Regions from separate parts of the Homo sapiens genome. Here region 2 is linked to region 1. A link is a contact called in ENCODE Hi-C or POLR2A ChIA-PET data. All regions are on one chromosome and are shown on one strand. Each heading gives the region's core, a stretch centred on a gene start or an enhancer-like site at or near the end of the contact. The rest is flanking DNA. Distances are from core to core; before and after follow the strand shown.

Evidence for each region. Hi-C counts contacts between places; a loop is a spot of excess contacts on that map. ChIA-PET counts read pairs that join two places held with the same protein, here RNA polymerase II (POLR2A). Pooled maps may share reads with other maps.
Region 2: a map of CD14-positive monocyte shows a loop between it and region 1 (5-fold over the local background). The contact joins the enhancer-like site here to the promoter of EIF3A in region 1. A Hi-C loop is called at or near these places in 11 of 168 maps with a recorded cell type or tissue (CD14-positive monocyte, CD4-positive, alpha-beta memory T cell, GM12878 and 6 more), 29 of 37 single-sample maps with no recorded cell type and 21 of 50 pooled maps. POLR2A ChIA-PET finds 5 or more read pairs at or near these places in 29 of 52 experiments (AG04449, AG04450, CD4-positive, alpha-beta T cell and 21 more).

What each region holds. Positions count from the first base shown.
Region 1 is chr10:119,078,764-119,084,339 of GRCh38, reverse strand. EIF3A (eukaryotic translation initiation factor 3 subunit A) reads left to right here and starts at 3,523. Exons shown (of 22, transcript NM_003750.4): 1 at 3,523-3,712. The coding sequence starts at 3,664. RefSeq lists enhancers at 3,309-3,603, 3,031-3,793 and a silencer at 3,799-4,058.
Region 2 is chr10:119,129,628-119,135,203 of GRCh38, reverse strand. DENND10 (DENN domain containing 10) reads right to left here. Exons shown (of 9, transcript NM_207009.4): 8 at 2,595-2,689. Among named protein-coding and RNA genes, the nearest start is that of DENND10, 28 kb to the right of the region's middle. Within about 2 kb of position 3,348, at least 14 of the 41 ENCODE cell types and tissues checked have a DNase peak (open chromatin) inside an H3K27ac peak, as active enhancers do; they include CD14-positive monocyte, CD4-positive, alpha-beta T cell, GM12878 and 2 more, where a contact is called at or near this core.

The sequences.
Region 1 (5,576 bases), core at 2,274-4,773:
CATCTCGGCTCACTGCAACCTCCACCTCCTGGGTTCAAGCAATTCTCCTGCCTCAGCCTCCTGAGTAGCTGGGACTACAGGTGAGCACCACCACGCCCGGCTAGTTTTTTTTTTTTTGGTTTTTCATTTTTGCATTTTTAGTAGAGACAAAGTTTCACCAGGTTGACCAGGCTGGTCTCGAATTCCAGAACTCAGGCAATCCACCTGCCTTGGCCTCCCAAAGTGCTGGGATTACAGGCGGGAGCCACTGCGCCTGGCCACCTTCGTTGAATAGGTAAATTTATCCTGGAAATTGATGTTACACCTTTATTCATTCCCAAAATGCCACTAGACCGTACATAATTTTATTTAAATACACATATATGATCATTTGTTATATTACTAAATGCTTTATATACTTTAAATAATTTGAAAGGCAAAAGGATCAATATGTAGGGATATTGGATTTCATTTTATCTCCCAAGTTTCTTTCTTTCTTTTTTTTTTTATACAGAGTCTCGCTCTGTCGCCCAGGCTGCAGTGCAGTGGTGTGGTATCGGCTCACTGCAACCTCCACCTCTCGGGTTCAAGTGATTCTCCTGCCTCAGCCTCCCAAGTAGCTGGGACTACAGGGGCCTGCCACCACAATCGGCTAATTTTTGTATTTTCAGTAGAGACAGGGTTTCACCATATTGGCCAGGCTGGTCTCAAACTCCTGACCTTGTGATCCGCCTGCCTTGGCCTCCCAAAGTGCTGGGGTTACAGGCGTGAGCCACTGCGCCCCACCTATCTCCCAAGTTTCTAGTGTTTGTGTTGTTGTAGGCATACCAAATAATGAGTAATAACGAATGAGGCCATTTTACTATTTTTTTTTTTTTGAGATGGAGTCTCGCTCTGTTGCCCAGGCTGGAGTGCAGTGGCACAATCTTGGCTCATGCAACCTCCACCTCCAGGGTTCAAGTGATTCTCCTGCCTTGGCCTCCCAAGGAGCTGGGATTATGGGCACGTGCCACCATGCCCAGCTAATTTTTGTATTTTTAGTTTCACCATGTTGGCCAAGCTGGTCTCGAACTCCTGACTTTGTGATTCGCCCGCCTCGGCTTCCCAAAGTGTTGGATTACAGGCGTGAGCCATCATGCCGGCCCATTTTACTATTTTCTTTGAGAAATGATAACGTAAAGTTATGAATGTCAGCAAGCTTTTTTTCTGATTTTTTAGGTCAACTTTATTTTGTTTGCATCTCTAAATAGTTCTCTGTCTACATCTCGTAAAAGAAGTATGTGCTCATATGTTTCACTCTTTAATTTTGACTTAATTATTAGATACACAAACAAGTCTCTTGATCCTGCCCATAAAACAGTTCCTATAGCTTCTCAGTACTTGTTTTTATATCAACCCTGCCCAGCTCTTATTTTTTTGTTGAGTAAGCTCAGACACATAGAATGGTCTAAGCGTTCTGGAGGATGAGCTCTCTGAAATTAATTTTAAAATAAACTTCTTTAGAATTTGTGATTTTTTGGGTCCATGTCTATACTTCCCAAATCTTCTTTCTTTATAGTGATCAATTTAGATAAATAGAAAAACCTCTCCTGTAGTAGAACAGTTCATGTTGAAAAATAAAAAAACAAAACAAAACCATCTTTGTGGAGGCAGAAGTAATGAGGGGGAAATGCTTTTTGTGTGTATATCCTGTGGTTTTCTCATTCTTTTTTTTTTTTTTTCTTTTTTTGAGACGGAGTCTCCCTCTGTCGCCCAGGCTGGAGTGCAGTGGCCTGATCTTGGCTCACTGCAACTTTTGCCTCCCGGGTTCAAGCGATTCTCCTGTCTCAGCCTCCCGAGTAGCTGGGATTACAGGCGCCCACCACAGCGCCCGGCTAATTTTTTTTTTTTTTGAGACGGAGTCTCGCCCTGTCACCCAGGCTGGAGCGCAGTGGCACGATCTAGGCTCACTGCAACCTCTGCCTCCCGGGTTCAAGCGATTCTCCTGTCTCAGCCTCCCGAGTAGCTGGGATTACAGGCGTTCGCCACCACGTCCAGCTAATTTTTTGTAACTTTAGTAGAGACGGGGGGGGGGGTTTCACCACTTTGGTCAGGCTGGTCTCGAACTCCTGACCTCGTGATCCGCCCGCCTCGGCCTCCCAAAGCGCCTGGATTACAGGCGTGAGCCACCACGCCAGGCCTAAGTTTTGTATTTTTAGTAGAGACGGGGTTTCGCCATGTTGGCCAAGCTGGTCTCGAACTCCTGACCTCAGGTGATCCACCCGCCCCAGCCACCCAAAGTGCTGGGATTACAGGCGCGACCCACCATGCCCGGCCGATTTCCTCATTCATTAATTCACATATCTCGTCTATTAAATGTGTAATACATTGACAATAATCTATTTCACTGCTGCCTTCTAAATTTTCCTTCTGGGCTGGGCGCGGTGGCTCACGCCTGTAATCCCAGCACTTTGGGAGGCCGAGGAGGGCGGATCACGAGGTCAGGAGATCGAGACCACGGCGAAACCCCGTCTCTACTAAAAATACAAAACATTAGCTGGGCGCAGTGGCGGGCGCCTGTAGTCCCAGCTACTCGGGAGGCTGAGGCAGGAGAATGGCGTGAATCCAGAAGGCGGAGCTTGCAGTGAGCCGAGATCGTGCCACTGCACTCCAGCCTGGGCGACAAAGCGAGACTCCGTTTCAAAAAAAAAAAAAATTTTTTTCCTTCTGAGCTCACCTTTATTTCGTACCAAGGGCTTGAGAATTAGATTCGGTTCAAATGGTTTTCAAATTCTAGGTAAAGTACTTCGTCTGCGAACATTAAAATTGTTAAGCAACAATAAAAGGGCCTCTCAGATTGATTTTTTTCACTAACACTAATTTTTCTTAATTTGTTTGTGACGTGCGCTGTATGTAAAAAGTGACGACACTCCTTTCCGTGTGTTTTCAAACACCAAGCAAGTCTGCTGTGCTCCAGGGCGTTTCGCCCTTTGCCAGGTCGCTGTCCCCATTCGCCCCCTCTGAGAGCCTCCATTTCTCAAGGCAATCCCTGTGACACAAACTTTTTACTTTACCAAGATATAAAAGAACCTTGCTTGTTTATTTTAGGCGTCACTCTTCCCCATGATTGTCTCTCACGGTTGAGCGGCGCTGACCTGATGACACCTGCTCACTGCGTTTTCGTTAAACTCAGCATTTTCACGTAGCCAAGACAGGCGATTCCCAGGCTGGATGGGACCTTACTGTAACTGCACGACTCCGCACAAGTCGCTTTGAAAACCAATCTGCAGACGTTTGCTTGTTCTCCAGACAGAAACTCTGACCCCACACTCACCCTTCCCACCCTAATTCTCGCTCGAAGATTGAAGAGCCTGTGAACTGTCTCCCTAACGCTATCCAGGACAGGCCCAAGACGGGAACTGGACCTTGCGCGCCTAGGACTCCGGCGCCGCCACGTCTGTCGGCGTGCGTGACGCCAGCGCGCTTGCGCGCACGGAGACCCGCCCCCTACATCCGGGGCCTGGGCGGCAGCAGGGCCGCCGCGGGGAGGTCACGTGGCTCCTTCCTTTCCGTCTCTGGCCGGCTGGGCGCGGGCGACTGCTGGCGAGGCGCGTGGGACCTTACGCTGGTTCCCCTTCGTCTCCTCTCCCGGCCCGGGCCACTAGAGAGTTCGCTGACGCCGGGTGAGCTGAGCCTGCCGCCAAGATGCCGGCCTATTTTCAGAGGCCGGAAAATGCCCTCAAACGCGCCAACGGTGAGTAGCTGATCGGGGCGCGCCGGGCTGGGGCGGCCCGAGGCCTCCGAGGTCGAGAGCGCGGGCCTGCTTCCCACTGCTCCGCCGCCCGGCCCGCGCGGGGAGAGGAGACCGATGCGGCCTGCCCGCCGCTGTCCCAGCCGGTGGTTGGGCATGGGTTTCCTTCTCACTCTATCGACTGGGGTCTGGGAGGCGCGTAGCCCGGAACCGTCGCCCCAGGGGCCTTTCCTTCCCCCTGCCGCCTCCGGGTGCGTCGCGGGGACCGCAGCCCGGGAGACAGCCCCTACCCGGACTGGAGCTCCCTCCTTGCTGCCTGCGTCCTCTGGCTCTCCAGGTCCCTGGGGCTTTGGTCTGCTTAGGGCCCGCGTCCCCGGCCGCCATCTGGGAGTGCCGGGGAGTAAGAAACATGGCTCCCTCCCGGGGACAATGCACGCGAGAGCCTCGGCTCCACCTCCTGCCCGGGCCGGGAGCCCTACGGACCCACCCCCGGCCTTCCCGCAGCCACCCCCGCTCTCCAAGCCGCGCTCAGTGCTTTGCTGGGTCGGCGTCCACTTACCCTTTACCCAGCTGCTTTATATCCACTTAGGGGCCTCTGACCCATTTAACCTGATTCCTGTTGTTTTGTTTTGTTTTTGTTTTTTCATTTTTCCTGGCATTGATTAGAAGCAGTCCTAAAGCCTGTTTCGAATCACTGGAAGTTGGAATAGAGTTAATGTAAAGGGACTTCAGGTCGCCTCTTAAAGATAACGAAACAGGCCTAGAGAGAGGTTTCCCCAAGGTCACTCCGGGAGTTGTTGAGCCAAGAGACTTAAAACCAACGTCTCTTGACATCCAGATCAGTCCTTTTTTCTCTTTTTTTCTGCCACAGTGCTGCTGTCTGCGATTTCTATTTCTATATGTGTACTTCAGCCATTGGCGCTTGAGGGAAAAACTTGTGTGCCCCGATCTCTCCAAGGCATTTATTACATTGGCGTTCTGGGGATGCACATGTTCTTGGCTAGGCTCTGGGCTTAAGAAACTTTGTGTAGGGTTTTTTTTTTCCCCTCTAACCGGACAATTTTTCTAATCGTTAGGGCATGGATAGCTCTTATTTTCATCCTTCCTTCACCGAAATAGAAGTTTCGGGTTTTACCCATGTTGTAGATGAATATACCTTGTGAGTTACAGTTTTATGTTTGGAGAGCTTATTTTGTTAGCTTCTTTGAAAATTCATCTTATGAAAATGGCAGTTTGAGTCAGCACATAAACTGATAATTTGGCAGAACCAGAGATATGTTGGTCATATACTTTTTAAAGTAAAAGTAACACTTTTTGTCGGGGAGGGAACTGGTCTGTGGAATAGGATAATTCCACATTGTGTGGAATGGAGTAATTGTTTTAAAAACCTATTGAAACTACAACATAGATGTGAGCACTAATTCATTCTAATGATAACCAGTGATCTAATGGTTAGAACAGACAAGCAGTTTTAGGATGTTTATTAATACATCGGAAAGAAGAGATTGAAATGGAACTTTGTCACTATAAACCAAACTGTAGCAAAGTTTATGACTTTTCGTCGTTTCGAAAGTTAGAATTTGTAGTATACAAAATGATTTGCATGAAATTACTACTCTGCATGGCTGTTGTCGATGTTTTACAGTCATTTGCATGCTTTGCCCAACAGGTATTTTTTTTTCCCCGTGCTAGTAGGCCAAAGCATTATAATGGCCTACATATTATATATTTGGTGTGTTCGGGTCTTGTTTCCTTTATCGCTTCTCTTTTTGGAACCTTCATAAGAACTTCATATAGAAAAGATATGTAATGTGCATCAAACATTTTTTTCCTGTTTCTAAATTGACACAGGCTTGATTCATGAAGG
Region 2 (5,576 bases), core at 2,099-4,598, 51 kb before region 1:
GTTTCTTTTCTTTTTCTTTTTTTTTTTTTTTTTTTTTTTTGAGACAGTTTTGCTCTTGTTGCCCAGGCTGGAGTGCAATGGCACAATCTCGGCTCGCTGCAACCCCCGCCTCCCGGGTTGAAGCGATTCTCCTGCCTCGGCTTCCCAAGTCGCTGGGATTAACAGGCGCCCACCACCACACCCGGCTAATTTTTGTATTTTTAGTAGAGATGGGTTTCACCATGTTGGCCAGGCTGGTCTTGAACTCCTGACCTCAGGTGATCCGCCCGCCTCGGCCTCCCAAAGTGCTGGGATTACATGCATGAGCCACCGGGCCTGGCCGAGTCCCTGCTTTCAATTATTTTGGGTATATACCCAGAAACAGCATTGCTAAATCATATGGTAACTTGATGTTTAACTTTTTGAGAAATGCTGCTATTGTTTTTTTGAAGGAATCTCTTCCCAAAAGTCCTCTTCTGCCTGGGATAAGTAACCCGGCACCTGCCACGCAGGCTTTATTCCTTTTGGGTGGCTGAGGACTCACTAAAGCACTCATTAAAATCATGTCTTCTGGCCAGGCATGGTGGCTCACGCCTGTAATCTCAGCACTTTGGGAGGCCGAGGCAGGTGGATCATTTGAGGTCAGAAGTTCAAGACCAGCCTGACCAACATGGTGAAACCCTGCCTCTACTAAAAATACAAAAAAATTAGCCAGGCATGGTGGTGCATGCCTATGGTCCCAGCTACTCGGGAGGCTGAGGCAGGAGAATCGCTTGAACCTGGGAGGCAGAGGTTGCAGTGAGCCAAGATCACGCCACTGCACTCCCGCCTAGGCAACAGAGCGAGACTCTGTCTCCAAAAAAAAAAAAAAAAATCATGTCTTCTGGCCAGGCGTGGTGGCTCATGCCTGTAATCCCCAGCACTCTGGGAGGCTGAGGTAGGCGGAGCACTTGAGGTCAGGAGTTCAAGATCAGCCTGGTCAGCGTGGTGAAACCCCATCTCTACTAAAAATGCAAGATTAGTCAGGTGTGGTGGCAGGCCCCTGTAATCCCAGTGCCTGCTACGTGGGAGGCTGAGGCAGGAGAATCGTTTGAACCCACGTGGTGGAGGTTGCAGTGAGCCAAGATTGCACCACTGCACTCCACCCTGGGCGACAGTGAAACTCAAAAAAGGGAAAAAAAAGTCACGTCTTCTTCCTTGTTTGCTGACATCATTAATTCATTCATGTATTTTTGAACCCTTACAGCATTCCCAGCACTTTCACTTGCCCTCCCCAAGGTCTCATACGTCATACTAAGTCATCTAGGTAGCACTTTTAGTCTGTGAACAACACAGTAATGCAAAACTCAGATTCACATATGTTGCTGATATTGTAAGAATATGTCTTTACTCTAATGTTGGGGGTAGGTGGGCAGTGAGGATTCCCATGGTAGGAAAGAAGCGGCCCCAGAGTCTCCAGTGTTCAGGTCCTCAGGGCAAGATCAGCCCACTCTTCCTGCTCACAGCTGGCCAGGCCACCAGCACTGCAGAGAAATGGCCCCTCTCATCTTTCCGCTGACATGTCACCTCCTTAGAGATCTGGCCTACCCATCCCCCAATATTCTCCACCTCAACCCCTTCTGTCACAGCACCTAACATGGGCTGTAATTATCTTGTCATTTATTATTTTCTGTGCATCTACTCCACTAAATTACAGACTCCATGAGGGCAGGGATTTGCTCACCACTGCATCCCCACTGCCAGTGCAATGCCTAACAAACAGAGCTCAAGAAACACTGAGTAAATGAATGGATAAATGAAGAAGGCATCAGGTTGGGCCGAATGAGTAAAGCCTGCATATCAGAGGTGCCCCCGTACCCCCAGGTAGGACAGGTGCAGATGGGAGACAGTCCTTCTGGGCCCTCCAGCCCCAGGTTATGAGTCAGGCATCTAGATAAGGCAACGCTGGAAGTGTATCCTTCAGGAGAGGAGCAAGGAGCTGGGAACAGGCCAAATGCAAGGAGCTGGGCGGGCTGCAGGCCACCACGTGGAAAGCACAAGAAATAAAACCCATTTGCCATCCCAGTTTGGCAAGGGCAGAGCAGGTGCCCACTGGGCCACATGGACGCTGGTCAGCATGCCAGGTAGACACCAGCAAGGAGCTGGCTCTGCGGCATGTGGCAACAGTCACTAAGTGGGACAGGAGTCTGACTGCATGATTTCTGTTGTCCTGGAGACAAGCAAAGCAAAATTTTGACAATCTAGTTCCCCATGCTCAGCAACAACCTCCCCTTTATAATTTGTTCCTCCAGGGAAATTCTCCTAGGAAGAAAGAATGCACTGGCTGGCCCAGAAAAGCCTTCCAGACCACTTGGTAGTTACATTTCTCATTGCCAGCGGTCGGTGTCAGCACCAGCCCCTGTGTATACCTGCCCTCGAGCCCAGTAACTAACTAGATCAGGCCAGCCTGCACCTGCTTGTCCATCATCACTGTGGCCGTCTGTAAACCCTCTCTAAGCACCTGCCCGCTGGCCTCTACCACAGCCCCCCACTCTGCTTATGTGCACAGCTCTGCCGCACACCACCCAGCGACACCGGGTCAGGACTTTCAGTAAGTCAGAAGGTGAGGGAGTTACCTGTATAACGTGGCTCTCTGATTTCTCTGGATCTTCTGCAGACTGAACAATTAGCTGACCCATTTCTTTGTGCAGTTTGCCCATTGCCATGGCCTCTGGTGAGATCAAGAAGGTGAATATTTAGAAATCGACATAAAAAATAATCATGCCATCTATCTGAAAACTTGGAAGACCACACTGAGGGAATTTTCAAAAAGCAGCTGATAACCTCCCACATGTCCATTTTATCACTAGACACAAATATGACAACATGCTGGGAGGAAAGGCATAATATAATCGTGATTTATACTTCTGGGCAAACATAAAAACACATCACACCAAACCAGATTTCCCCTTCACACCCACCTGACCAAAATTTTTATTTTTCTTCCCAGACAAAGCATAATGAACAATTCTGACTACAACTAAGTCATGACTATAAGCCAAGAGTCTGACGTTCTAGTCCAGCTCTTTACAGTTAAGAAATGTATCTTTTTGGCGGGAATATTGTGAAAGAGGAGCTTCCTGTCAGTTCTGCAGAAGCCAGCTGGGCGCTCAATTCGTTTAGATTCTTAGAAATGAGCAAAGGAAACCACCTAAGTTAGCCTGGTTACATACATTGCTACTGTCTGCACTGAGGAGGTTAACAGAAACTTGTTTGTCACTTCAAGAGACAGACTCCATTCAACTGGTGCGGATTAGGATGAGCCCATTTTTATAGACACAGAGCAACACAGGGCAGCAGGAAGATGGCCACCCTTTCTGGTCCTAATGCTTCAGCTGCTTAAGTGGCCCTAGCCACAGCCAGTTTTCTTTCACTTTCGCTTTGCAAAAGGCAGTTATTTCGTAAAGATCTGACCCCATAGTTTGAATTTTTCATCATGAGCATGCATTATGTTTGCAATTTTAAAACGAATTAAAGGAAAGCCAGTTATGGTTCTATTAATTTGAATTTTTCAATAAAACCTCACATAATCGAATCTAACAATTCCCAATGAGTCAGCATTCAGCTGCCCCCACTTTTAGGAGAAAGATAAGTGACAAAACAAAGCTGTTAATCAGTAATCCCATCTAAAACCACTACCTGAGTAGTGCTCAACACGCATTTAAGCCAATCTTTTCTACTTTATGTAGCTGTAATTTGGGACAATTTATTTATTTATTTATTTATTTGAGACAGAGTCTTGCTTTGTCACCCAGGCTGGAGTGCAGTGGCGCGATCTCGGCTCACTGCAAGCTCTGCCTCCCGGGTTCAACTGATTCTCCTGCCTCAGCCTCCCGAGTAGCTGGGACTAGAGGCGCCTGCCACCACGCCCGGCTAATTTTTTGTATTTTTGGTAGAGACGGGGTTTCACCGTGTTAGCCAGGCTGGTCCCGATCTCCTGACCTCGTGATCCACCCGCCTTGGCCTCCCAAAGTGCTGGGATTACAGGCGTGAGCCACCATGGCCGGCCTAATTTGGAACAATTTAGAATGTCTAAGAATGCCACTCTAACACTAGTACACCCTTTCCTGATCATTAGCTCTAAGAACAGCTTCATTCCCTTATGCTTACTAAGACATGCTTCAAAAAGATTTTCCATACTGGAGTCACATTTAACCCTGTGTAGTGATAAACGCCTACATATTTTTTGATACTCCTTTCTTCAAGAGGTGGAGACATTCCTCTCTCAAGTGTTGACTAAACTTAGTGATTTGCTTCTAACAAATAGCATATGGAGGAAGTAATGGTGACTATCAAGGCAAGATTATAAAACGCACTGTGACTTCCTTTTCTCTCTCGGGTCACTCACTCCTGGGGAGCCAGCTGTCATATTGTAAGAACACTCAAGCAACCCTATGGAGAGGCCCATGGCAGAAGGAACTGAGGCCTCCTGCCAACAGCCATGCACATTGAAAGCGGATGTTCCAGCCCCAGTGGAGCCTTCAGATGACTGTGGCTCTGGGATATCGTGACTGAAACTTCCTGAGCCAAACTACCTCTACATAAGTCATTCCTGATCCGCCAAAACTGTGAGATAAATATGTGTTGTTTTAGAACATGATGGCTCACGCCTGTAACCCCAGCACTTTGAGAGGCTGAGGCCAGTGGATCACTTGAGGCTAGGAATTCGAGACCAGCCTGGCCGACATGGTGAAACCCTGTCTCAAGTAAAAATACAAAAATTAGGCCAGGCGCAGTGGCTCACATATGTAAGTAATCCCAGCACTTTGAGAGGCCAAGACAGGCAGATCATGAAGTCAGGAGTTCAAGACCAGCTGACCAACATGGTGAAACCCCATCACTAACTAAAAATACAAAATTAGCTGGGTGCGGTGGCGGGTGCCTGTAATCCCAGCTACTCGGGAAGCTGAGGCAGGAGAATCACTTGAACCTGGGAGGCGGAGGTTGCAGTGAGCCAAGATCGTGCCATTGCACTCCAGCCTGGGCATAAGACTCCATCTCAAAAAAAAAAAAATTAGCTGAGCATGGTGGTGCATGCCTGTAAACCCAACTACTCGGGAGGCTGAGACATGACAATCACCTGAACCCGGGAGGCATAGGCTGCAGTGAGCCAAAATCAGGCCACTGCACTCCAGCCTGGGAAATAGAGCAAGACTCTGCCAAAAAAAAAAAGAAGAAGAAAAGAAAAAGGAATATGTGTTGTTTTAAACCACTGAGTTCTGTATGACTCAGAAACATTTCAAAATTAAGAAAATAAACCGCTAAGTTCTGAAGTGATTTGTTATGTGGCAGTAGATAATACACCTTGTTTAAACACAAAAGTAGTGAAACAAGATGAACAGACTATTTAACTTCTTAATATACACTCTGCTGCATAAGCACCCGGGATGTTCTGCTAATATGTCTATGTTTATAGGAATAAATGTTGTGTTCTAGACACGGAAATATCCATCTTCAGCAGAGTTGGTAAGCCAGCCCTCACATACTGGTTTTAGAGAATCAGCCTAAAAATGTACAACTGTTTGGCTTATATCTTGTATCAAGAACAGAACAGAGAA